2 separate regions of the Homo sapiens genome follow, and region 2 is linked to region 1. The links are chromatin loops, found by intact Hi-C in ENCODE. Cell type or tissue: heart left ventricle. All regions are shown on one strand. Links, peaks and the distances in the headings refer to the core of each region. The heading gives the core; the rest is flanking DNA.

Region 1 (11,761 bases), core at 3,593-11,592:
AAAGTATGTAAAGTCCATGATCTGGATGATAAGGGGCTAACTGAAAGAAAAATTCTTCCAGATTATAAGAAGAAACTCAGGGGAATTAAAGTATGGCTCTAACAGATGACTTGGCTGAAATTAGAAACTTTTTTTTTTACATATATCTTTATCTACTCCTGGAGGGAATAAAAATAGCCAAACTCCGGCCGGGCACGGTGGCTCACGCCTATAATCCCAACAGTTTGGGAGGCCGAGGCGGGTGGATCATGAGGTCAGGAGATCGAGACCACCCTGCCTAACATGGTGAAACCCCGTCTCTACTAAAAATACAAAAATTAGCTGGGCGTGGTGGCACGTGCCTGTAATCCCAGCTACTCGGGAGGCTGAGGCAGGAGAATCACTTGAACCAGGGACTCGGAGGTTGCAGTGAGCCAAGATCGCGCCACAACACTCTAGCCTGGGCGACAGAGGGAGACTCTGTCTAAAAAAAAAAAAAAAGAAAGAAAGAAAAAAAGAAAAAAAGCCAAACTCCAAATATGTAATTAGGTTACATGGTCTGAATGTTTATATCCCCCCAAAATTCATATGTTGAAATGCTAACTGGTAAGATGATGTGGGGCCTTTGGGGAGATGGTTAGGTCAGGAGGGCAAAGCCCTCATGAGTGGGACTGGTGCCCCTGTAAGAGACTCAAGGGAGCTCACTTGCCCCATCCACCGTGTGACCTTACAGCAAGAAGGTGCCATCAAAAGGCACAACCTATGAGCCAGGAAGCAGAACCAGACACCAAGTCTGTGGGTGCCCTGATCTCAGACTTCCCAGCTTCCAGGTCTGTGAGAAATAAATTTCTATTGATGATAAGCCACTCAGTTCATAGTATTTTGTTATAGTGGCCCGAATGGACCAAGACTTCAAGTAAAATAGTGCGGGATGGCTGTCATGCTAAGCACCTGTCGCAGTCCCTTTGGGACGTGGTACCATAGACTGGGTGACTTCAGCAAAAAACATGTATTTCTTACAGTTCTGGAGGCTGGAAGTCTGACATTAGGATGCCAGTGTGATCAGATTCTGGTAAGAGCCCTCTTTGGGGTTGCAGACTGCCAGCTTCTTGTTATATCCTCACATGGTGGAAAGAGGGATACAGCAAGCTCTCTCATGACTCCCGTAGGGCACAAATCCCTTTCCTAAAGACTCCATTCTCATGACCTCATCTAGTCAGTCCTAAGTACTTTCTTCAGGCCTCACCTCCTAATACCATCACATTGGTATTAGGTAGGGTTTCAACATAAGAATTTTGAGGGGACACAAGTGTTTAGTCTGTAACATCTTCTTAGGTAAGAATTTGGATGGAGGCAGCCTAAATTATCTTTCTTTGTGAATGTGGTTTAGCCAGTAGACTCTCTCTGTTCACAAAATGAAGAGGCTAACACGTGGTGCCTGACCCACGGAAATGCTTTCAAACCTTGCAGTGGTCCAAAGGGTATTCCTTTAATCATCAGCACTTTACTGAGGCATTTGCTACTTTATGTTAAGCAATATGGGGGGAGATGAAAAGGGTGTGTTAACAGCATTATTTCCGTGTGTGATGAATGATCGGGGTCCCACACAAGATCGGCTCTGCAGGGCCTTGAGCACACTCTACCGGGTCTGTGTAAGCAACCTCAGGTTTTCATATGTGCTATGGTTTCATATTTGTCTCCTCCAAAACTCATGTTGAAATTAAATCGTCAGTGTGGCAGTATTGAGAGGTGGGGCCCTTAACAACTGATTGGGTTATGAAGGCTCTGCTCTCATGAATGGATTAATCCATTCATGGACCAATACTGGGTTAATGGATTAATGGGTTATCATGGAAGTGGGACTGGTGGGTTTTTTGTTTTTGGCTTTTTTGTTTTGGGGGGGGGGGGGGGGTTTTTTTTTTTTTTTTTTTTTTTTTTTTTTTTTTTTGAAGCAGAGTCTCACTCTGTCGCCCAGGCTGGAGTGCAGTGGCGCGATCTCTGCTCACTGCAACCTCCGCCTCCTGTGTTCAAGCGATTCTCCTGCTTCAGCCTCTCCAGTAGCTGGGACTACAGGTATCTGCCACCACGCCCGGCTAATTTTTTGTATTTTTAGTAGAGACAGAGTTTCACCATGTTAGCCAGGATGGTCTCGATCTCCTGACCTCGCGATCCACCCGCCTTGGGCTCCCAAAGTCTTGAGATTACAGGCGTGAGGCACTGCGCCCAGCCAACTGGTGGTTTTATAAGAAGAGCAGAGAAATATGAACAATCATGCGCAGCCCCTTCACCATGGGATGCCCTATACCACCTGGGGACTCTGCAGAGAGTCCTCACCAGCAAGAAAGACCTCACCAGATGCAGCCACTCAAATTTGGACTTGTCAGCCTCCGTAATTGTAAGAAATGAATTCCTTTTCTTTTTCTTTTTGTATAAATTCAGGGGGTACAAGTGCAGTTTTGTCACATGGATATATCACCTAGTGATGACCATCCCCTGAAAAATGTACATTGCACCCATTAAGGAATTTCTCATCACGTACCCCCTCCCACCTTTTTTTTTTTCTTTATAAATTACCTAGTTTCAAGTATACGGTTTTAACCAGAATATGGACTAAGACAACATGGTATTCGTTCCTGGAATGCTTTTCTTAGCAATTAGGGAGGCCAGATATGGTGGCTCATGCTTGTAATCCCAGCACTTTGGGAGGCCAAAGCAGGTGGATCACTTGAACCCAGGAGTTTGAGACCAGTCTGGGAAGCATGACGAAACCCCATCTCTACAAAAAATACAAAAATTAGCCAGGTGTGATGGTGTGCACCTGTAGTCCCAGCTACTTGGGAGGCTGAGGTGGGAGGATCACTTGAACCCGGGCAGGTCAAGGCTGCCGTGAGCCAAAATCATGCCACTGCACTCCAGCCTGAGTGACAGAGCTGTCCCCACCGCCCCCGCCTCCCACCCAAAAAAAGAAAAAAATTAGGGAGACATAGCAACAAGTGCTTTAACCGAGTCAAACTGTCTCTGGTGTCCTGAGCTGTGGAGTTCTTCCTGGTAAGTGTCATTTCAGTTATTTTCCTCAGAAATGTTCTTGAGTGACCACTAGAATGCAAACTGTACAATAAGGAGAACCTTATCTGCCTTGTTTACTGTTGTAAACAATAATGCCTTATTCATAGTGAAGGAATTATGAATTATGAAGGAATGAATAAGTATTCCATAATTGGCATCATTAATTCCCTCTCTACAGAAAAGAAAACTGAGGCATCAGCAGAAGAGACTCACCTAAGCTTGTCCCTGACCACCCGCGCACCTCATAGTTTGGGACGGAATTGAGATCACAGAACAGGGTTCCTTTGTCTTTTGTTAAATCTGTAACATTGGATTGATGTGTCTAAGGTTAACTATTGGATGTAATAATAATGATATTAAAAACTGACCTTAAGGGCACAATTTATTAAAGTTTCCAAGTCACTTACTTGGAAGTCAAGTCAAATATAGCACTAACTTGTCAGTGTAACAATAGAATACCCAAAGTGATGGCCAACATTCCCATTACACGTCTGACATCTTGGCTAACAGTCATAGCCCTGGAACTCTTCTCCCTAGGCCAGCCCCATTTAAAAAATCCATTAATCCCAGTGCTTTGAGAGGCCAAGGCAGGAATATTGCTTGAGGCCAGGAGTTTGAGACCTGCTAGGACAACATAGTGAGACTCCATCTCTACAAAAATAAAATAAAATAATTAGCCAGGTATGGTGGCACACACCTATAGTCCTAGCTAATTAGGAGACTGAGGCAGGAAGATTGCCTGAGCCTGTGAGTTTGAGGCTACAGTGAGCTACGATCATGTCATTGCACTCTACCCTGGGTGACAAAGCAAGACCCTGTCTCTAAAAAAACAAAAAAAAATTTATTGAGAGAGAGAGACAGCAAGGCCGGCTGGTCTCGAGGAAGAGAAATAAACCTCTACAAGAAAACTGCCACACCCTGTTTGAGCCCAACCTGTTCACCCTCAAAGACAGAATGACGGTCTTCCCCATCTGTCTGCACTCCTGGCTGTTCACAGGGCACATCAACAGGGAAATGCTGTCTGTTCTACTCATGTCTTACTGGTGACTTCCTGTAGAAATTCATGTTATTGTTTAAAATAATTAATTCTATATTTGTTTCTTTGGCATTTGTGCTTACCATATTCTCACATTTTATCTGATCTCCCTGCTTAGAAAAGTGAAATTGACATTATATTGAGCATCTCCTCTGCAACAGGCACTGTGAAATCACATTAGTCAGATGTTGTCCATTAGTTAGACATTTTTCTATTAGTTAGATGTTTTGTCTATGTTTTAATGAGAACTTGCTATCAAAGAACTAACTTCTGTTTTCTTTCCCAGCTTGGCTTGAAGGAGTACTTTAGGACTCAGAACAACAGGATGAAGACAGCAGCTAAAATAGAACACACCAGCAGAGACGTTCAGCTCCTTGAGCTGTGCTTCCGAAGCTCAAGCATGGCAGAGTGGCCTTGTTAAATCAGAGTTCAGGGTGCCACCCTGACAGTTTCTGATTCCGTAGGTGCCCAGTAGGGACCAAGAATCCTTTTTTTTTTTCCTTTTTCTTTTTAATAGAGTCAGGGTCTTGCTATGTTGCCCACATGGGTCTCAAATTCAAGCGATCCTCCCACCTCGACCTCCCAAAGCACTGGAATTCCAGGCATAAGCCACCGTGCCTGGCCAAGAACGTTTTTTTTTTTAACAAGTTTCTAAATGATGCTGGTCTATTGGTCCTGGGACCACACTTTGAAATTGGTGGGATAGGAGGCTGGGATCTTTATCCATTCACTCAACTCCCATTCCCCATGGTTGAAAGTTTCCCTGGGGCATCCCTGGGAGGCCTGGGGGCTGACAAGATTCAAACGTTTTGGTGAAAAGCCCCAAGACAGTGAAGTGGGGTGTGCTTGAAGTGGGGCACCGTCATCACCCACCTACCCACCACAGAGGTGAGCTAAAAGGTAAGGTGTGGCTCACAAAAATCTTCTGCTAAATACCTATCTTTGCCTCCATTTCTTCCTCTTTAAGACGGGGGTAACTGTACCAGTGTTCTAGGGTAACATGTACCACCCTTGAATACAGTGTTGCTCCCTGTCATGACTCACGGACAGGTTACCAGACCGGAGCCTCCAGCAATCCAGGAGCACAAACAAGGATGCCTTAAAACAAAACTTGTGTCAGGGTACCCTTCGCTGCCTCAGAGGAAATCAGAATGACCTGGTGGACAACTGTTCATAAGGACAAGAGCCAGTATCACTGCCTTTGAGTCCCAGCCTCCTCAAATCCATTTTCTGCCCTGCACCACCTCATCATATCCCGGATATTGTTAGTGTCGTGTCATTTCATGACTCAGGAGCTGCGGGTGACTTTGGTAAGAGCGGAGCGGTCGCTGTCTCATCTGTCACCTCCTCCCTTCACCTCTGTGCAGCCAACGTCCAGGGAGCCTGCCTCTTGCTGTCCTTTTCAAAGCTTTCTGGGTCTCTCCTCTGTGCCTCTGATCCAGTCTTTCATGCTGCCCAGAACACTGTCTCTTTCTCCCATGCCAGTGACATCCATTACTTTCTTCAAGGTCTGGCTCAAAACCCAGCACTCAGCCAGGCACGGTGGCTCACACCTGTAATCCCACCACTTTGGGAGGCCAAAGCAGGCAGATCACGAGGCCAGGAGATTGAGACCATCCTGGCTAACACAGTGAAACCCTGTCCTACTAAAAATACAAAAAATTAGACAGGCGTGGTGGCAGGTGCCTGTAGTCCCAGCTACTCGGGAGGCTGAGGCAGGAGAGTGGCATGAACACGGGAGGCGGAGCTTGCAGTGAGCCAAGATAGCATCACTGCACTCCAGCCTGGGTGACAGAGCAAGACTCTGTCTCAAAAAAAAAAAAAACAAAAAACTCAGCACTCTTGGGAAATTTCCCCTCCAGGGAGACAAGGTCACACAAGGCACAGAGAACCTTGGTGGGAGGCAGAAGCCCTAGGTTTGTTTATGTCCTGGCTCAGACACTTTGCAGCCTCATAGATGACATTAAACAAGCTCCTTAGCCTGTTATCTTACTTTGGGCTACCCTAAAAGCAGAGACTATGATATGGACTTGGATATGTGTAGTTAATTTGGGAAGTGATCCAGGGAAGCCGGAATGAGGGGTGGGAAGTAGGAAAAATCAAACAACTATGTGTCATTGAGCCCACTGCTCCTGTGGGCTACTGGAGATCAGTCACACAGGGCACTCTCTGTGAACCGTGTTCAAAGCCCCTCAGAATTGGCCCCCCAAAGAATGGGAGGCTGGGATCTCTATCTGTTGACTCAACTCCTATTCCCCATGGTTGAAGGTTGCCCTGGGGGCACCATTGGGGGCTGACAAGACTCAAAGGCTTTCGAGAAAAGCCCTGAAACAGTGAAGTGAGGTGTGCTGGAAGTGGAGCACGGTCACCACCCACCTGCGCACCACAGAGGCGGGCTAAGGGTGACGTATGGCTGACAAAAGTCTTCTGCTCAATACCTGTCTGTGCCTCAGTTTCTTCCTCTTTAAGATGGGGTAACTATCCACATTTTAGGGTAGCGTCAAATGACAGAGGTGACATATGCGAAGGCCCCTCCCTCAGCACATGCCAGCCACCCCAGCTCCCTGACTGTGTCCACTCAACACTTACAACTGTTGTATTCATCATGTCTACGTGCATGTACGGTCCCTCAGTGTTATCTATGGCTATTTCAGGTCTTTTATCTTAGCTGAAGATAAGGGCAGGTTCTTCCCTTCTTTTTTGTCACCCATCCCAAAGTGCCTACCACACAGCTGAATGCCAAGTAGGTCCTTGGTACAAATGGGTGTCGAGTGAATTTGCTGTCCCAAAAAAGTCATCTGTGAGCCTGTTCTCTTCCACGGAGATGCCCTGCAAGGCCATGGAGAAGCCATAGGGCAGCGTCCTAGCCTGCTTCTTACAGCTGAGAGACCAGCTCCAACATTGCGTGAGCCCATTGCCAAACTGCTGGTGAAGTACCATGCTCTGTGGCAAACACATGGCAGCTTGGGGAGGGAAGTCTTCTGACGCCCTGAGCCCTGGCAGGGCAATGGGCAGTAGATCAAGCTGGCCTGCCCTGCGTGGGCCCTCAGCAGGGATGCAGGCGAGGCTCCCAGAAGACGATGACTCAGGCCTGCATCTGTGACTGGTTATTCCAGATGCTGCCCTGCAATGGGACTGTTCTCTGCTCCCCCCACCCCCGACACCAGTACAGCACGGGAATGCATGAGAGTGAGCCTTGGTTTCTTTAGGGGAGTCACTGCGTAATTGGAGAGCAGTGTTCATGGGCAAGACAAAGGAGGGCCGGGGCAAGTAAGGGAAGATGAGAAGATGATGTTCCAAACTACTCTCGGTATAAAATGTGCTTTGAATATTTTGGATTATTTTTCCAATTGTAGAGAGAGTTTTCCCTGAGACACTGGTTCATCACCAAGTCAGGTGACGCTGGGTCTGGGGCACTCTGCATCTACAGCCTGGAACACAATCGTCTTCTCTAGGCAAAACCACGTGACTCACATGAGGCTCAAAGCTGGACCCTTCTTGCCGTCTATACCATACTTAGCAAAGACAACAGGCTTAACTGCTCTGTGAAAAATGCTAAACAACTTCTCAAAAACAATAAACATCTTCTACCTACCTGAATGTTTACATTTAGACAGGCCTTTAAGATTATTAGTCTCTATAAAAATATACAGGCATACCTCAGAGATAATTCAAGTTCAGTTCCAGGCCACTGCAATAAAGCAGATATCACAATAAAGCAAGTCACACAAATTTTGTGGTTCCCCAGTGCTTATCAAAGCTGTGTTTGCACTATACTATAGCCTATTAAGTGTGCAATGATATTATGTCTTTTAAAAAAGTACACATGTTATTTTAAAAAGACCTTATTGACAAAAAGTGCTGACAGACACAAAGTGAGCACATGCTCTTGGGGAAAATGGCACCGATAGACTCATTCGATGCAGGGTTGCCGTGAATCTTCAATTTGTAAAAAACACAATACCTGCGAAGCATAATAAAGTGAAATGCAATAAAACAAGGTATACCTGTAAACAACTCTAAAATCAGTTATTTACTCTTTTTTCCCTTCACCTGGAATTCCTACCTGGTTATCTCTAACTACAGTAATCCCATCCTTAAGAACTTGCTCAAATGCCCCCTCCTCCAGGAAGTCCTCATGATCACCTCCACCCAAAAGAGCTCTTCCCTGGAGACAGAGGGAGGGCAGGCACAAAAAAGACAGTTTGTCTCCTTTATAGTTTGACCTCACATAAACTTTGGTGTCCTGGGAAGAATAATGCCAACATTTCCACACTATACATGTGGAAATGGCTTCAAACTCATATAAATCTTTGGTTTAATAACCATATATAAATGCAGTTAGAGAGAGGGAGGATGAGGGAGATTTAAAAATAAGAGGCCAACGGAGAGGAGGCTATTAAACTATGTGGCAATGATTTATTGATTGAGAAATAAAGGGAATTCCTCTCTGTCTTCTTCTAAATGATCGGTTTCCAACTTCTAAACACTCCCAGATGTGGAATGCATGTTTCTTCCTTCCATTCCTCTCTGCAGGCTGCCCTGACATTTGTTAAATTGGCTCCTGGGTCCTGGTTTGCAAATGTTGCCACTTTGAGATCCGTAGATGGTCATCCCTGGCTCCCTTGGGGAGTGTCCTGGAATCCACCAGCTCCATCTGCTCGACAAGAGACTTGAGTTTGTTCTGTTACCTCTTTCATCATTAGCCAAAGCTCCGGGACTTGGTTAAAACTTTAGGCAATTAAAAAGACTGACTTATGGAGATAGTAGTGTTTTCACTATATCGTCCCTGCTTGAATTTATGTTCTTGAATTCCATTAACCTGAAATATATCAAAATACCAAGATGTTATGAAGAATGGGAACAAATATAGAAAAGTGAAAACAGTTGCCTGTGAAGTTTCTGCAAGACGAGAAGTAAGGGAGGACAGCCTTCCCTCTCAGATGGCTCCCCACCTTCGGGTCCATGAAAACCACTGGCCAGAGCCTCAGGGGAGCCTTCAGTTAATCCTTTTTAAATGAATGAGAGGTGGATGGAGGAGGGCATCTCCCCTACAAGTTGGCCCCCAAATGTCATGTTGTATTAATAATTCAGCTCATGGCTTCATACTGCAGGTCTACTCGAGGAAAAAGTTATGTCATGCTTGCAATGGTCTTCAAAGTATGCCGTCCTTTTCTTTCCTCTTCCACTGCCACTAGCATATTCCAGGTCTAATTGTCTATCTGGTGTGCCTGGCCTTCCCAACTCCAGGTTACTCCCTCTCCAATCTGCACCCCTCTGCTGGCCTCCCCCTCCTCAATCACCCTGCCTCTCCACCCCCCTTGCCGGCCTCCCCCTCTCCAATCACCCTGCCCCTCCTCTGCTGGCCTCCCCCTCCTCAGTCACCCTGCCCCTCCTTTGCCAGCCTCCCCCTCCTCAATCACCCTGCCCCTCTCTCTGCCGTCCTCCCCCTCCACAATCACCCTGCCCCGCCTCTGCCATCCTTCCCCTCCTCAATCACCCTGCCCTGCCTCTGCCAGCCTCCCCCTCCTCAATCAGTCTGCCCCCCTCTGCCGGCCTCCCCCTCCTCAATCAGTCTGCCCCCCTCTGCCGGCCTCCCCCTCCACAATCACCCTGCCCTCCCTCTGCCGGCTTCCCCCTCTCCAGTCACCCTGCTCTCCCTCTGCTGGCCTCCATCTCTCCAGTCACCCTGCCCCCCTCTGCCAGCCTCCCCCTCCTCAATCACCCTGCGTCCCTCTGCAGACCTCCTCCTATCCAATCACGCTGCCCCCCTCTACCAGCCTCCCCCTCCTCAATCAACGTGCGTCCCTCTGCAGGCCTCCTCCTCTGCAATCACCCTGCGCCCCTCTGCTGACCTCCTCCTCTTTCACAGACTCTCTGGTTGGGTGTCTTTATTTTTGTTATTAATTTAGACAGCAGCTCTTTCTGGCCTTCACCAGCCATCACCAGTGACAGCACATCACCAAAGCCCCGGGTACAGTCCATCTTCATTGCGACCTTTGTGCTTTGGTTTGCATCAGGCCATTTGGTTAGAAAGCTGCTCTTCCTCAGGCCCACCTGTCCAAGTTCTACCAATTTCTGAAGGTCTGGGTTAAATGCCATCTCACCGACCTTTACCGCATCCCCTCTGCTCTATGCTATGGTCACTGTTGCTGCCATGGCCACAGCAGGAAGCAGACTGTGGGTGCTGACTGCCACAAAAGGACAACAGTCACACAGCTCCGGCAACCCCTGAGCAGCTGCTGCAAGGAGGTCACCTGATGACGCAGGTGGCAGTGTGCCCACCCATGGACAGGCAGAACCCAGAGAATCTCCTTGCCACATGTTGTCCCCATCCCCTTCTCCCTTTGGGTCTGGCACCTACAGCGGCTGTCACCTTCCACAATGCCCATGTGAACTTCCTAGCGACATGGCACTCCTGTTGCCAACAAACAGAAATATGGAGGGCTCTGATTAAGCTCTTTTGAAAACATCATAAAATAGAGACCAAATCAAGGAAGCTACATTTCAGAAACATTAGTTATGTTCCTATATCAATAAACAATCGCTAGGTGGGATCCATGGTTGCAAAATCTCCCGATTTCCTCAGAAAAAGCAAAAACCACACTTGCCATGTATCCTGTATTTGGGGGAAAATCAAGGAACTCCCTGAGGTTAATCGTACCTACTTAATAGAAACTTTCATCTGAGAAGCACTAAGTACTTTGGACACGTTAGCACATAGGTCCTAATAATACTCCTATTAAGAAGAAAGAGGTGAAATTTACTTCACTTAATGGTTGGGGAAACTAGTCTAGAGACAGAGAAAAAGCGATTTACTCAAGCTCAGGGAATGTATCAGTGTTAGCGATGAGAATAAAACTCAGAGGCTGGAATCTCAAACTAGTGTACTATCACAGTATGTTACTCAATGCACACTGATTCATTTGTTCATTCATTCATTCGTTCGTTGGTTCATTCATTCTGTGCCAGACACTGTGCTAGGCTCCCAGAAACAACAATGAGCATAAGACCCAGCTCATATCAAGCGTATCATCTAATAGATGAGGCAGAGAATGAAAAGCACACAGACAAAATCACTAGACCGTGCTAAGTGCCATGAAGAAAGCAAGCATCCATTGAATCCTTACGGTGCCTGTCATTTGTTCTCATAGCATCCCTATGAAGAAAGTATTTTACAAGTAAGAAAGCAGAATCTCAACAAGGTCAGGTGCGTGCCCAAGGCCTCACCACTCACAGGTGGCAGAGCAGGAATCTCAACACACTACCCTTTCCCTCCAACAGCCATTCACCATGGAGCCAAAATGCATCCACACACTCCCAGAGCCAGTCTCGGAAGGATAGACAAACACCAGGACTGTGCCAGAACTCCCTTTTCCTTCTAGTGTTGTGTCTCTTCTTCCCTGTTCATCAAGGAGAAGACGCTGGTGGATGGCACAGCCTCAGGGAGGAATGGTGTCTGTCTTCAACGCTTACGAAGCTGTGAGACATTCTCCAAACTCCTGCTCCAAAGAATATGTCCATTCTAAGCAGTATATACACAGCAGAGTTAAGAAGCGTTAGTAGGGGCCAGTGTGGTAGCTCACACCTGTAATCCCAGCACTTTGGGAGGCCGAGGTGGGTGGATCACTTGAGGTCAGGAGTTTGAGACCAGCCTGGCCAACATGTTGAAACCCTGTC
Region 2 (16,540 bases), core at 4,415-12,414, 55 kb before region 1:
ATTTTGTATTCCTATAAATATCATCAAGCTTTGTTCAGGGACACAGTTATTTGAAATTAGTTTGATCCTTTTGAGCCTTGCTTTTAAGTTTTGTTAGGTGGGACCACAGCAGCATTTTAGTAGTTTTCATTTTCCCCACAACTGGACTCACCCGGAAAATTCAGAAATTCAGAAAATCTGCCTATTTTAAGGTCTATAACCTTAATTACATATCAAAATCCCTTTTTTCCAGATAACATAATGCACTCACAGTGGGATTAGGGCATGAATAATTTAGGGGGCCATTAGTAGGCCTTACACAGTTCACCCTCAGGCTCCCTCCCCCCTGTAATATTCATGTCTGTTCCATACACAAAAGAGAGTGGTGCTCCTGAGTTTGTACTGCTGCATGGTTGAAGGTGCCACAGAGATTGGAAATTGTCAAAAAGATACTACCTTTGTCCAGGATCCAAGAGTCTAGATCAATCTTACTTTTGCTCAGGTGTTACCCTGTTCTTGCTGGTGTTACAACTGCCAGAAACTACCCCACTGTCAAACCAGAAATAGAAGATTCTCTCTTCTTTCTGTGTTCTGATTTTCTCCCAGGCCCTCTCTCCTATTCACGGTACCTAACAGTAAGCCAGTTGGCAAAGTATCTGTAGTTTGCAGATACCTCACTTGGCAGTATGGATTATAGGAAGGTCACTGTGAGGCTAGATGAATTTGGCTGCACTTACCTCTCCTGCTGTCTTTGGTTCTGACCAGTGGAGTCAATGCACAAATAGCAATAGCCAGATGCTGAACAAAGAATCAGATGTATACATTACTGGGCAAACTCCTCCGAAGTGCTGCTTAAATCTGGATTGTGGAGAATGGGTTAGTCCTGAGGGCAATGTGGCAGCTCTGAAGAGAGTGCCTTTAGGCTGGCTCTACAAGGGTTAGAAAAACTGCAAACTGGCTTTTGCTGCAGCTATAGGAAGTTTCTACTGCTGCTGGGGTGGAGAATTCAGGGTGATGCTCATAGCAACAGTAAGTGGACAGAAGGCAGACAAGAAGGAGCAAGTCTCCTCTTCCTCCTCAAGCCTCTCAGTCTCCTTTTAAGCCTCTTACTGTCATGGCCTCACAAAGAGCAGCTATAAAACAGAAATGGGTTTTGCATAGAACCAGCCTCAGTGCTACAGTGCAGAGTATATGTGGGTGAGTGTGGAGCTGAGAGGTTAGCACCTAAGACTGACAAACTCTGTACCTAGGTGGTGCTGAAAGTGCATAGAACACATGCATGACCTCTCCATGTAGATACAGATCTGTGGAGTAGCTATTCACCCAGGGAAGAGAGAACTTGAGGCTGCAGGGAGGCCAGAATATCCTCTCTAGTATGTCTCCATGTGGGAAGAGAGTGTGTTAGTCCTTCTACCACTGAGCCAAGACAAAACCTTCCTTCCCTTGCACAATGGCACTGGGCCAAGTAATGGTGACAATTGCTGAGGACAGTGGTTACACAAAGACTTTTGGAATCTGAGAAAGCAAAGATGCAATTTGTGCCATGACTATAGGTTGTCTAGAGGTAACATGTAATGTGTTTTTAGTAAAAAGTTATTTCCCATAGAAAAGTATATATGCATGCAATTAATTGTAATGATGAAATTCTTGATACAACTCTTATAGGAAAGACCAGAGGTAATGCAAATTTTATACTTACACGCTGCACAGAATAAATCTTTCTAAAGAATATGTAATTCAGATTAATGAGTAGTCAATCACCTTAGCCATTTTTTCTAACTATAAAGTTTTTTTTCTCTAAATTAACTTCTGCATTTTTCCACAAAAATCAGAAGGTTCTTTTGGAACTGTACAACACAAAGAGTGAACTCAAATGTAAATGATGGATTTCAGTTGATAGTAATGTGTCAATATTGGTTCATCAATTGCAATAAATATACCACATCAGTGTTAATATGTGTGTGTGTGTGTGTGTGTGTGTGTGCGCGCGCTTGCATGAGTGTGTGTGTGTTAGTGATAGGAGAAACTGTGGAGGAAGAGAGGGGGAAAATGGGATATATGAGACCCGTCTCTGCTTGCTGTTCAATTTTTCTGTACAACTAAAACTGTAACTTTGTTCTGATTACTTTTAAATTGAAATCCATTTCCTTAAAAATCACTATCACTGTTTTCTCATGCCTTTGACTTCTTATCATGGCCCCTTGATCAGGACTGTCCAGAGAGCTCACGCCTCCCTTTGTTCATGAAGGTGGGCGTGTTCATCACTGGTGGGTGTGCTCATCACAGGGTGGTTTCTGAGACTGAGGAGCCATCAGCCTTCAAACTTCCTTTGCTTCAACCTCTAGCTTCAGTTGGCTGGTGGCTATTTTCACTTCAGCAAGAACTTCACTAGATTTGTAGATCTTTGGAAATCAAGACCAAGCTTGAGTAGAATATTTTTCCAGACATCTCTGAGGTTGAATTTGCAACCTCCTGCAAAGAGTTGTCAGTGTTCTCTGAATCCTGGGTTTTGAAAGCTTCCCGGTTTCATGTTTGTCTATGATTTTTACAACATGGTTCTGGAAGCTCTTGCAAACATAAATTTTTAAATGGACACAACTTTCGGACTTCCATGTTCATGTCTGCATTGTCCAGTTTTAGCAAGAACCCTGCTAAGTCAGTTTAACTAGATTGTCCACACTCAATATCTGATCGCCATCGATATCTGATCAGGTTCCTCGTCTTCCACCATTTGCCAGGTGATGTCTGATCACCCTGGCCTGCCTTCAGCAAGAATCCTGTTGGGTTGGTTTAGCCAGAATCCCCCTCAGCCCTAATGCTTCCTCTTACTAATTTTCCATCCAGTGACCTCTCCCTCCACTCTACTCCTTGGCTATAAATTCTCACTTTTCCTTGTTGTATTCAGAGTTGAGCCCAGTCTCTCTCCCCAGCTGCAGAACACCACTGCTGTGATCCTTACACCTATGTCGATGATCCTGAATAAAGTCTCCCTTACCATCTTTTTTTTCTTTTTCTTTTTCTTTTTTTTTTTTTTTTTTTTTTTTTGAGATGGAGTCTCGCTCTGTCGCCAGCTGGAGTGCAGTGGCGTAATCTCGGCTCACTGCAACCTCCTCCTCCCAGGTTCAAGTGATTCCCCTGCCTCAGCCTCCCAAGTAGCTGGGATTACAGGTTCGTGCCACCATGTCCAGCTAATTTTTGTATTTTTAGGAAAGACGGGGTTTCACCATGTTGGGCAGGATGGTCTCCATCTCTTCACCTTGCGATCTGCCCGCCTCGGCCTCCCAAAGTGCTGGGATTACAGGCATGAACCACCGCGCCTGGCCTCCTTCGCCATCTTTAATAAATGTCATGATTTTTGTTTATTTAACATTATTTTCTATTCCTGCCCCTCCCACCCTACACACGCTTACACCCCAGAGTCTCCCCTGTCTAACTATTTTTGGAAGAGGCAGTACAGGATCATCTGCCATACAGTCTCCCTCTCAGCCCCTGCTCCTAAGTCACAGGGCATTGATGTTCTAGACTAAAGTTTTTCTGAAATGAAACCACAGCCACACACTGCCCAATGTGTTTTTATTACCATAGTGTGGAAAGAAATATATAGAGATTCATTGAGGAGCATATAGGAACTGGAGAAACACATGGAATCACCATGCATGAAATCACTTCGAAGGAAGCTGCAAGACATTATGTGCCTATTAAATAATGGAAAATGGAATGTGCATTTTAAAAATAAGCCTTTCACCAAGACAAATGAGATCATCTTCTTGGAAAGAACTCAGCCAGGCATGGAAGAAATCCCACCATCCTTGTTCATGCCTTTGCATCTGAGGATGTGAAGAGGTCAGAGGCCAAGGCTTCTCACATGCATTCACCAGGGGTGTGGGGTTGATACTACTTTTGGTTCTCAGAGAGGATGAAAGAGAAGCACAGAGAATTTTGTTTCTCAAACTGCCTCTCTCACCCTCTTCTCGTGTCTGAAGTATCTAGACACTGCCCTTAATTGTGCCCGGGAACATGTGGCCCAGACAAATGAAAACCAATCAGTGCTTCATTTCCTCACTTTATAAATTCAGGAATTCTAATGTTGTCTTTGAAAGAAGGTAGAACAGGCGCAGAGAGAGGAATACTTACTCATGTCCATACAACCTTCTGGAGGAACAGTGGTGGGCCAGCCTAAAGCCCGATAGAAGAGAAAGAATGGTAGGAGCCATGAAAAGGAAGGATGAAGCAAAGATGGCTGATGTGACCATGGGACAGAGAGAGAAAACGGTCCCACTAACACAAGTGAGTAAACTGGAGGCAGGTGTGGTGGCACAAGCCTGTAACCCCAGCTACTCCGGAGGCTGGGAGGATCATGTGAGTCCAGGAGCTGAAGACCAGCCTGGGCAACATTGTGAGACCTTGTCTCAAAACCAAAAACAAAATCGGTCATTGTGACCAGGAGTATATTTCAGTTTGAGATTTGAGATCGTTGTGGAATATCAACATAAAAACATCCTGACAGAAAATTAGAGTGTGGGAGTGGATTCTTCGTGAGATTTTGGAGGTGGTGATTTGAATTTAAAAGGTGCCAATTCAGGTAAGTCATTTAAAAGCCAAGCTTTCATAAGAAAGCAAGTGTGAAAAGAGAACACCTAAAGGTATAGAGCCTTACAGAAGCCTGGCATTAGGACATAGAAAAATGAAGAATTTTTAAAAATAGTAATAAAAAAGTAACATGCAACTCCAAAAAAATGATAATAATAATAGTAAAATAAAGGAGATGTCAGAGACGTTATGAGATGTATCACGCAGCCCAGAGTTTTGTTGGCATGGGCTAGAGAGAGATTTGAACTCTGGCCTGTTTGAATCTGAAGTCCATGCTTTTCCCACCACTACTTCTAAAACAAAAACACATCCCCTCAACCCAAACCCTCCCTCTTCTTGGGCTCCAAAGGCTTCCAGAAGTGCAGTTACCTTCTAGGTCTTCAGAAAAGGAGTTTGATTCAAGGCTACAGAGAGGAGATGGAGAGGGCCGATAGCTAAGACCCAGAGAGAAGCCAACTCTGCAGTGGAGTGAAGCAGATACCCTGGCCTAGAGCCACACCACTGAAAGGTGGTGCAACCTGGGTCTCTCTGAGACTGAAGGCCAAGTTCTATCCATGGTCCTATACTGCTGGGAAGAGAATGTTCTGAAGAAGAGATACCTGCTTGTTACTGAAAAGTCAGAGAGGCTTCAGATGCTGATGAATGGCTTGAATGTGCCCAAAGGTTAACAGTGGCTTTCAAAAGTACAGATATGGACGGGTAAGGTTGCAGGGGAGAACAGCTGTTATAAATGGCTCCATCAAGCATCTTGACCACAGGGACCATGAGCTTGGTCTATTGGGGGCTAAATGGGCCCTGGAATGAGGCAAGGCATTTGATTACAGAGGCACAAAGACAGCTGTTTAAAAGTGGAGCACAGTCTACGGCCATACCACCTTGAATGCACCTGATCTTGTCAGCTACGCAGGGTCTGGCCTGGTTAGTACTAGGGTGGGAGACCACATGGGAATACCGGATGCTGCAGGCTTTAAAAAAATGCATAATGAGCTCCTTGAGACTGAGTTTAAGATGAGAGGAAACATTCAATTAAATCCACTACCACTGAGGGTCTCCTATGAGCCAGGCACGGTGATAAATTAAATGCTGGAGACACAGCCATGAGTTTGATGCAGTTCCTGCTACTAGGAGCTGCAGCATGGTGGAGGTGGAATGAGGCAGCTGCAGGAACAGACCTCTGTCATAGAGGAGTGAGTGCTCCTGGTGCCATCTGTGGCAGATTGATTGCATGTGGCCCTACCCTTCTCCTGGCCTGTGCCATAGTCCCTGTCCTATCACTTTGGAGTGCCTCCCCTCTGACTCTGGGACCAGCCTTGGGATTTGCTTTGTGTCGGCCAATGGGACACAACTGGAGGATTGAAAAAGCTCGTTCTCGTTCTCAACCACTTCCATGAGAACACAGCAGTCTAACTTGACCAGAGTACAAGAGGGACACACAGTTCATTCACCCTGATAGCCCTGTGCCAGCTGATTGCAGACACATGACCGAGTCTGAGTCCAGAACAGTTCTGCTGAGACCCCCAATCCTTGGCCCATGGACCTAGGAGCTAAATAGATGCCTATTGTTCTAAGCCATGGAATTCTGATGTTGTTTTGAGGCAGGGTTGTGTGGCAATAGATAACTGATACACTATTTGAAGAGAAGGGAGCATTGTTTCAGTTTACTTTGGGGTGTTGGGGATGACAAAAAAAAGAGTAAAAAAACAAAAGAGAAGGGATTCAAGGCTACACAGGGAAGAACCTGGGGCAGCAGAGCCCCCATACATTTGCATAAATAAGGAAAAGAGTACATAGCATGTAAGGCAGGGCAGGAGGTAAAGTAGGGGAGCTCAGGCATGAGGCTGGCAGGCAGGTGGCTTTTTGGGGTTAATGGGGAGAAGCCATCCTCATGGATGGGAGAGAGAAGCTGAAGAGGCTGCATGGAGGACCAGATTTGAACAGATAGCACTGTGTCCAAAGGTGGCCCCAATAAAGCAGCTGTTGTTCTTGGAGCCAGGCCTTTCTCCTGCTTCCTGTGTGACCCTCCCAAGAGCCCAAGAGTCGGAAGCATCATCACACCCACGTTGCAGATGAAGAAAGTGTACCATGAGAAGCAAGGCAGCTTGCCCAAGTCACCCAGTGCAGGCATGACAGAGAGCACCAGAGCAGGAGAGGAGGGCCCAGGCCGGTCTGGAGCATCCATTTCTAGAGGAAAGGTGAGAGGAAAGTCCTAGAGAGGGGATGCTGAGGGTGGTATGGGGGCTTAGGAAGGACACGAGTGACCACCTGCCATGGAAAGTGAGGCTAGGCTTTCCTAAGAAACAGATCAGGGCCACACCTCTCTCCAGCTCTGCTCAGCAGCCAGGAGGCAGGAGCAGGCGGACAGTAGGAGAGTCAGGGTGTGAAATATTCACACTAAGCTTTAGCAGGAGACCCCGGCAGCCAAGGGATTTCAGATGGGAGGAAAGACATAGATGGGGAAGAAAAGAAACCAGGAAATCCAGGAGAGGATGGAGGGCCTGGCAATTGAAAGAAGGTGGACCAAGGGTCTCAGAAGAGCCAAGTGGGTGTGGGGGAGGGGATGAAGTCTTGAACAAGGAGGATGTGGGCAGAGGGGACTTCTGCACCACGGGACGCTTATAAGGCCCCTGCCCACTACCTATACTGTCCAAGTCACAGGAGGCTTGTCATGGCAAACTGTACAGCTGTCTACAAATACCAGGGATAATGACTCCCCAGCATCCCACTCCTGGGACCAGGTGACGGCAGGCATCAAGACACTGGCAATTTGTCTTTTCAAGATCGTTGCAAGATCTTTTGCAATGATGGAAATGGGAAAATCCATCCAAGACATAATTACGTCCATGTGGTGGAAAAGCACTCATTCCATTTATTTTCCTCTGAAACTTGACTCCTCCTTCCGTGACTCGGCCAGGGCCAAGCCAGCCGGATGGAAAAGCCAGTGTCAGTGATGTGGAGGTCGTTCATGGCACAGGGCTTAGGGGCCTGGATGTTCTGGGAAAACCCTGCTCGTTCATCTCGTCCAGGGAAAATATTGCCTCTGTCCACAGGAAGAGCTGGGTTCCGGCAGCTGGGGAGGCCACTTGCAGCTGACAGGGTATTAACTCTGACGCCTTTGGGTGGGAAAATAAAACTTCCCACCTCTCCTGCCAAATGAATATTTAAATTGGGGCCAGGCGTGGTGGCCGGGCACTGTGGCTCACCCCTGTAATCCCAATACTTTGGGACACCGAGGCAGGTGAATCACTTGAGGTCAGGAGTTCAGTTAGAGACCAGCCTGGCCAACATGGTGAAACCCCATCTCTACTAAAAATACAAAATTAGCCAGGCGTAGTGGTGCGGGCCTGCAATCCCAGCTACTCAGGAGGCTGAGGCAGGAGAATCACTTGAACCCAGGACCCAGAAGTTGCAGTGAGCCGAGATCGCCCTACCGCACTACAGCCTGGGCAAAAAGAGTAAGTCTCCATCTCTAAATAAATAAGCAGGCCTTTTTTAAAAGAGGGGAGAAGAGGCCCGGAAGAAGCAAAGTATATACCAAAAAATGAGCTGTCCAAGAGCGTGAACCCTTCGGAGCAGCAGAAGCCGTGGCAGTGGTGCAGTCCAGCCCGGTGGACCGAGGACGGATTTGGCCTGGATTTCCAGAAATAGCCTATAGTGAGGTCTGCCCACAGGGACCTTTATCTCAGGAAAAGCCGGGGGACCACATGCTTCAGCTCCCCTGCCTCTGGAGATTTAAGCATTTCTTTTTCTATCTCCATATCCTGGTGGCTGACTTGGTAGCCTGGTCAGGGTTTTCCCCCGAAAAGGTTGGAGGTGCCTGGGGCAAGAGGGCAAGAAGTCAAAGGGTTCCATCACCAGAGATTTGTTGCCTACCTCGCCCAGTTCATTTGACTGAATTCCCCAGGACCCAAACTGCCCATTTATGAATTTCTGACCTGACCTAAAGACAATAAGGTATCGGAGAGAAAGCTGACAAAACTGTCTCTGTGTATCCAGAAGACAGATAGTGTCATGGGCTGTGAAAGGTCACAGGTGGTGTCTTTTTCCTCCAGCAAATGGGCCCTGAGGCTCAGGCAGCCACCACCCCTGATGTGGTGCCAAAGTCGGACCAGATGCCCCAGTAACGGGATGCTGGAGATGTTGAGCCAGCTAGCATCCATCCTCGGAGACACCCAGAGCCTCTGGACAGCGAGCCAAAGGAAACGATTCTAACAGAGCATCTGCCTCCAATTACTCAGGAAGAGCACAGCACTTTGGAGAACACATTTTCTTCCACAAGCCAGGGAGGAAACACATGTGGGATCCAACAGGAACCCCATCCTGGCTTCCCCTCTCAGTCACACTGCCAGGTGCAGGGCGGGATGAGGACACATGGCTTTGCCTCTGCAGCATAGAGACCCACAGAGGGGACTGCCAGGAGCACCATTTAGAACTCCAGAAGGCTTGCGACGCTCAGAATCTCAGCAGTCCCTCTGTGGAGTGGTTCTTATTTTTCTGAATCAGGGACCCCTTTGAGAATCTGGTGAAAAAAAGTTATGAGACTGTTCCTCCAGAACATGCACAGACACAGAAGCACATGTGTGTCATTTCAGAGCGTGGGCAGACTCCCTGACTGCCTGTGGACTGCAGGTTAGTTCCTGTCTCCTCTGTCTCCCTGGAGCAGGTGACACATGGCTAATAGTGTTCAGAGCAGGACTGGACTTCAGAACTCCAAACCCAGAGCCTTTTTATCTCTCTCCCACGGCCTCCATCTGCCTGACAGATTTCAGAGCCTTTGGAGAGCCTTGGAGAATGGAAACTTCCCTGTGTTGATTCTAACCTGGACTTCATCCAACCCTGAATCAATAACCCCAGTGAGGCCCCCTGCCCCCCCCTCACACTTTTAAGACTTGCATTCATGGCTTGAAGTCCCATGCCCCTGGGAGGGTGGCTCAGGGTCAGCCAGGTATTGGATGCCAACAGACTTGTCTAGGAACTGCTGCCTCCACGAAGGCACTGAGCTTGGAGACAGAGCAGCAGGTCTCATCCTCAAGGTCTCATCTCCACCAGGCCACAGGGTCCCAAAAAAGTCACATAGTAAACAGAAGGGGTATTTTTCAGGCCCAAATTATAGCCTGAACTAAACTAATGAAACCGGCTTATTAGGTCAACTGTATTCACTGGGGGAATAATGTTCTTTTTTCTCCAACTATACTACCTATGAAATTCCTCTTCCCTTCTTTGGACAATATCTCCACCATTCCCTAAGGCCTTCTTCTTAAGGGCAATGACTCACCTTCTGGCACTAAATGTCCAGCTCAGGCCCAGCTAGCTTCTGGGTGTCCAGTTTGCACTCCAGGCGGTGGACGGGCCAGGGGCTCCCACCATGGTCTCTCTTGCTGCCCTGCCATGGAGACAGCCCCAGATAGCCCCCCACATCATAAGGGGTTTTCAAGGATGTGCAGAGGGAGGACATACATTGCCAGAGCCACCTGGAAGCGGTGAAGCCAGCAGAAGTGATGCCTACCAGGTGCCAGACGCTGCTCCAGAGACCAGACATTCTGCAAGCCTGCCAGAGCCTTGACTCTCAAGGAGCTCGTAGTCTAATGGACATGCGAGTGAAGGATGCTTTCATCTGGCAGCAAGAAGGTGAATGTGCTTTGTAAAATGACTCAATTATTAAGATCATAGAGAGCAGAGACGGTTATATATGTCGATTTTTATTACAGTTTAATCTAGAAAATCTAAAAATAGCTACATGAGTCACCAGTCAGGAGATGTGTTTCAGGGTAGATGGCAGTTTGCTGAGCAAAGAACCAGGAGGCTATGGGGAGAAAGGACATGTTGTAACCCTAGTGCCTGGAGGGCACTAAACCTCTATCCCTGCTTCTGATTCGCATTTGCTACATGAGACAGACACTGATACAACAAAACTGTAAGCAACTCTCCAAGCTATAGGATGCAGCTGTCACCGAGTTTCAGGGGAAGGAAAGGGCACCAGAGTTTGCTTTCGGGCTGCTTTGATAATGAGTTCCCTGATAATGACAAACAACACAGGTTAGGTTTCTGCTCTGTGCCAGTCTCTGTTGACTGTGCTTGGCAGTGTTATTCCTTTTGTCCTCATACCAACCGTATGACATAAAACTATTGTTTTACTCATATTACAGATGAGGAACTTGGGAAAGAGAAAAGTTAAGTAACATGTCTTATGTGACTTACTAATAAGAAGGCACTTAGAAACGGAAACTCTTTCCTAGGGGTAATTGAAGCAATTTGTAATTGTGCCCCTGACGGGACATAACCAATGGGTAGGGGAGGATTTTCGTGAGTGGTCCAGTTCTAGAAAGCAGGTCTTTCATGTAATAGCACATTTTCCTAAATGGCATTACAAAAGTGGCTGTGGCTAGAATCCCAAGGGATTTGGGATTCTGGCAATGAGGAGAAGTGGAGAGAAACTGTCCAAAGTGCAGGCTATTTATTGATCACAGAAACCCTGCGTCAGTGCTGACTGAGTCTGGGATGCAGGCTGATGCAAGGAGAGTGAGTGATTCTGGGAGAAATCAGCTGTTCTGCCTGCCTCCCATGGGGCCCTAAAACTGCACCGTCTGCCTCAGTGCACTACCAGTGCAAGAGCCCCTGTTGGAGGAGGGAGGGCAAAGGCCCTGGGGAGAGCAGAGCTGGATATGCAAGGGCTGGAAGACAGAAACCAGTGTACGCAGGGCTGGTCTGCCAGAAGCAACATTGGGCACCTGCTTCTCCAGCTGCCCAAGGCCAGGAGGGCTTCTCAACCACTGTCCTCATCCACTACCCCTGCTCTGGTGCTGCCAGGCACAGAATGCACCTGGAGGAAGAGCTGAGTAGAACGAGAGCTGGAGGGTGGGAGCTGCGTGTTGGAGGGAAGTTGAGTATGACTTAGGTCCAGGCACTCGACACCCCCTCTATGGAGTCAGCCCTCGGGGAGTCAGAAAAACAGAGGTAGCCAATCCCACTGCAGGGAGCTGGCAGAGTCAGGTGGCATGCAGGAGGAAGCAGGAGAAAGAGCACAGCAAGAGGGGCCTGGAAATGGGAGCAAAGTCATCAAAGGCACGGCACCCTCTTCAGTGGACGGGCATGGCCTCAGAGGTGGTGGCAAGGAAGGAGGACAGGAGTCTGGCTAGCTGTGTAGAAGCCTTTTGGGGCACCGGGACAGGGAGCCACCTTCTGCCCCCTCACCTCCAGCTTCCCCCGATTCATTGTGCAACTGCTGATAAAATAATGGCTGTCATTGATGGCATGCTTATTGCGTGCCAGGCATTATGTTAACAGCTGTTTTATTCAATCCTCTCAGCAACCCTGTGAGGTTGAGAGAGATAATAGAATCCATCACATCACATGGCTGGGAAGGAATCTCAGTCTGTGCAACTCAAAGTCCATTCTTAATCCCCAACCCTCCTGCACACCCTCACCTGAAGCTCCCCAAGCCAAGACTAGAGGTGCTATCCAGGAGGGTCCCACAAGCAACTGAAGATCTGAGACCCCTGTGTTCTTAATCTTGTGCTCCAGAAGGAATGAGAGCTGAGTGTGGAGGAGGCATACACCGTGCCAAGGCCCCTGGAGCTCAGATCTAAGATTCAAGATGTGTAGGGCCCAGGCACTCTTTGGTCACTGAGGCTGGGTCACCCCTCCTGCCACTCCCTGCGTCTTCCCCATCCACGGCCCCACTCCTACCCCAACTGTGAGCAGTCAGTGATGCTCTTTTAGAAACCACACTACACAGAATGTGGCTGTTTTCTGGATGGCTTCAACCTGCTATCCAACAACAATCAAACCCACATCACGCTCTGGCAAGGCCACGTGGTCCTCCAGGCCCTGAAACTGGCACAGTCAGCGGCCAGCACTGCCATTAGACATGGGAGAAGCTGAGTACAGCATAAGGCCTGAACCTACCACAGGGAAGTCATCTCACCCAGGAAAAGGACTTCTGACCCCCAAAGCAGAGAATGTGCCCAACCTATCTGTGGTTAGGAGACAACTCATTCATTGAATAAGAACTCATTCATTGAACTCATTCATGTGAAAGTCACGGCCACTCATCTGTGCACCATGTCTCTGAAGAGGCCCCTGGATCTGGGCAGCAGCCAGCCTGTCCACCCCCTCCCCACGGGCTGCTCTCGGCCAGCTGTTCCGTCTCTCCTCCTGTGTACAGCCCTGCCTTTTCACCTCACTGGCCTTGCCCCTCTGGCCCTGGGATGCTGCTCTTGGCTCTGCAGCTGTTTGGCTGGATGCCTCTGAATAGAACATTCAGCCTCTATGTTCTTCTATTTCTTCAACTGGAAAACAGAGAGAAATATGGTCATCATTTTTTTTCAAGGGGTAAAGGAGTCATTGGAAGGAATAGCCTGGTAAAGATTCAAAACCCATCGGCTATTTGGAAGAAAAGTTGCTGCATAAATAAGCTGCTTGACCCAAGGCCCATTTTGTACGCTTCTTTGAGGTCAATCTTGTTTATTTTCCTGGCTCACAATCCCCAAAGGTTGGGGTGGGCCAAAAGGCAAACCTGCCCTTTGCAGGGGCCTCTCCTGTCAAATTAATCTGATGACTTGATGGAGCAGTGGGTGGAAGAGAACATGGCCCCGTAAGGTTAGCGGTGGAATCCCTGCTGGAGAGAAATGACGCTGGCCCAGGGGGGATGTGCCTTGTGCCCAGCCTGGACAGGCCAGTTCACTTCTCGGGGCATAGGCTCTCCCTTCCTCCTCATGAGAATAAGAACACCAACTCTACTCCCTGACAGTCTCCTAACTTGGTCTCCTGAGAACTCAGTGAGGCTGGCAGGGAAGGGATGATTATATCTGTGTTACAGAGAAGAAAACAGACCTATTCAAAGTCACAGAAATAAGTGGGGACAAGACCTTAGTCTTCTGCCTACGTGACTCATTTTCATACAATACATACCTTAACCCTAACATAGAGCCGTGATACAAGTCAAATGAAAGAATGTACAGAAGGCCTTCCGAAAGGGGGTGAAGCTCTGTGCAGTGCTGTCCAGCAAAAATAAATGCAAGTCACATAATGTGATTTTTGTCACTTATGTGCAACCACATTTAAAGTGTAAAAAGAAACAAATGGCAGGGCGTACCTCCTGCCAAGCTACTCCTAAGCTAGGGCAGCTAGGAGGATCCACAAGGCCTACTCGAAGGAGCTGGAGAACTGCTCAGGGACAAAGAACAAGAACAATGGAAGCAACTCGAACACTTTCACTGCCCAGGGGTCTTCCACCTTTATTTATGTCTTTTCACCAGAACCTTAATTGGATGCAAACCCTCAATGTAGGAAACAAATGAACCCAGAGCTCTCCAGTGGAAGGGCTCAGACCAGCCAACAGGCCTCTCCAAGCTGTCCCCCGAAGCTCCCACTAGAAATTTTAAGTGTTTTTCTTATAGACATCAAATAGTAGGGCTTTCAAAAAATTATTTATTTATTTATTTATTTTTATTTTTTTGACAGAGTCTTGCTCTGACACCCAGGCTGTAGTGCAGCGGCACAATCTCGGCTCACTGCAACCTCCGCCTCCTGGGTAAAAGCAATTCTCCTGCCTCAGCCTCCCCAGTAGCTGGGATTACATGCGTGCACCACCACACCTGGCTAATTTTTGTATTTTTAGTAGAGACAGGGTTTCACCATGTTGGCCAGGCTGGTCTCGAACTCCTGACCTCGTGATCCACCCACCTTGGCCTCCCAAAGTGTTGGGATTATAGGCTTGAGCCACCGTGCTCAGCTTTTCATCCTGACAATTTCTGCTTTTTAATTGGAGTGTTTAGGCTATTTGCATCTGATGTAATTATTGATATGCAGTAGTTACGCATAAAGCTATTAGCTTGCTGTTTGCTTTACACTTGTCCCATTTCTTCTTTGTTTCTATTTTTCCTTTCTTCCTGTTCTCTTGTTGATTAAATTTTAGCTTACATTTTATTTTCACAACGGACTTATTACCTAGATGTCTTTGCTATGATTTTAATAGTTGCTGTACAGTTAATAATTCATATGTTTAACTTGTAACAGTCTGACTTTAAATAATAATAATACCACTTCATGGATAAAATCTTTCAAACAATATACTTCCACTTTGCCCCCACATCTTTGTAATATTCTCATACATTTTACTTCTACAGATGCTATGCATCGGATTTGGATTTTGTCAAAGTCTGACCCCTTCAGCTAGAGAGCTCTAGTTTGATCTCTTTCCAACACATGGTATGGACACCATGAAACATTGTTATTATTTTTGCTTTAAACAGTTGATTATCTTACTAAACATCTTAAAATCCGAAAAAAAGGCTTTTATATTTACCCACATATTTATCGTTTTTTCAGTCTACCTTCCTTTGTGGATACCCAACCTTCTGTGTAGTATTATTTTCATTTTGCCTAAAGAACTTCCTTTAATTTTTTTTTTTTTTTTGTAATTCAGGTCAGCTGGTGACAAGTTTTCTCAGCTTTTGTGTATCTAAAGTTTCTATTTTACCTTCAATTTTTGTTGTTGTTTTTGTTTTAGAGAGGGAGTCTCTCTATGTTGCCTGGCTGGAGTCCAGTAGCTATTCACAGGAGCGATCATAGCACACTACAGCCTCTAGCTCCTGACCTCAAGTGACCTCCCATCTTAGCCTCCCAAGTAGCTGGGGCTACAGGTATGCACCACCGTGCCTAGCTTGCTTTCAGTTTTGAATGATATTTTTTGTTGGACATTAAATTCTAGGTGGGCATTTCTATTTTCCTTTTCAGCACTTTAAAAATGTTCCAGGCCAGGCACCGTAGCTCATGCCTGTAACCCCAGCACTTTGGGAGGCTGAGGTGGGAGATTGCTTGAGCCAAGGCGTTTGAGACCAGCCTGGGCAACATGGTGAAACCCCATCTCAAAAAAAAAAAAAAAGAAAGAAAAGAAAATTCGCCAGGCATGGTGGTTTGTACCTGTAGTCCCAGCTACTTAGGATGTTGAGGTGGGAGGATCACCTAAGTCCAGGGAGGTCAAAGCTACAGTGAGCCATGATCACACCACTGCACATCAGCCTGGGTGACAGAGTGAAATGTTTCACTTACTTCAAGCTTGTATATTTGGGGATGAAACATCTGTAGTCATTTTTGTATTTTTTTTTTCCTTCTCTGTATTTCATGTCTTTTTTTTCTTTAGCTATTCTATAGATTTTCTTTATTATTGATTTTCAGTCATTTGTGGAATTCTCTGGTGTGGGGTGTGTGTGTGTGTGTGTGTGTGTGTGTGTGTGTGTGTGTGTGTGTGTGTGTGTGTGTGTGTGTGTTTTACCCTACCTCAGGTTCATTGAACTTCATCTGTAAGTTTATAATTTTATCACATTTTGAAAATGTTTGGCCATTATTTCTTCAAATTTTTTGATCCCTTCCTCTCTCTCTTTTCTTTCTGGGACTCTCGTTACTCATACATTAGATCTTATAACATTTCCCCACATGACAATGAGGCTTTATTCCTTTTTTTCCCAATCTTTTTGTTTCTTTCCTTCACTTTGGACAGATTCTACTGCTATGTCTTTTAGTTCAATAATTTCTGCAGTGTGTCATCTAATTTTAATCTGATACAGGAAATTTTTATTTTATATATTGTTTTGTCCTTTTAGCTTCCATTACCCTCTTCATCATCTTCACATTTTACTTCACATCCTTGAGCATTTGCATAATGTTTATCACAGTTGTTTTAATCTCCTGTGTGCTAATTCCATCATCTCTGTCACTTCTGGGTTGGTCTATCGGCTGATTTTTCTCCTGTGTATGAGTCACATTTTCTTGCTTAGTAAGTAATTTTTGATTGGTTGTTGAACATTGTGAATTTAATGTTGTTTAGTGCTAGATTTTGTGATTTTTTTTTTGGCGGGGGGACAGAGTCTTACTCTGTTGCCCAGGCTGGAGTGCAGTGGCACGATCTCGGCTCACTGCAACCTCCACCTCCTGGGTTCAAGCAATTATCCTGCCTCAGCCTCCCTATTAGCTG

Evidence for each region. Hi-C counts contacts between places; a loop is a spot of excess contacts. Peaks named below come from ENCODE experiments on the same cell type or tissue, not always from the same donor. Only the 100,000 strongest peaks of a DNase experiment are listed, where the experiment ranks them.
Region 2: it touches region 1 in a loop (1.8-fold over the local background); 28 of 110 quality-filtered maps call a loop at or near these places.

The regions. Positions count from the first base shown.
Region 1 is chr1:230,870,175-230,881,935 of GRCh38, forward strand. LOC101927604 (a long non-coding RNA gene) reads left to right here and starts at 4,672. Exons shown (of 3, transcript NR_110681.1): 1 at 4,672-4,981; 2 at 5,132-5,391; 3 at 8,618-8,841. LOC124904547 (a long non-coding RNA gene) reads right to left here. Exons shown (of 3, transcript XR_007066938.1): 3 at 8,481-8,903. RefSeq lists enhancers at 6,565-7,066, 7,067-7,566. In heart left ventricle, for the core only: no CTCF peak of the experiment used is centred there; a DNase peak (open chromatin) is centred at 7,092; H3K27me3 peaks cover 1,217 bases.
Region 2 is chr1:230,814,823-230,831,362 of GRCh38, forward strand. It overlaps LOC124904548 (a long non-coding RNA gene), which reads left to right and starts at 9,678. Exons shown (of 2, transcript XR_007066939.1): 1 at 9,678-10,194. It also overlaps the pseudogene RNA5SP79. In heart left ventricle, for the core only: no CTCF peak of the experiment used is centred there; DNase peaks (open chromatin) are centred at 7,519, 8,699 and 9,908; H3K27ac peaks cover 5,557 bases.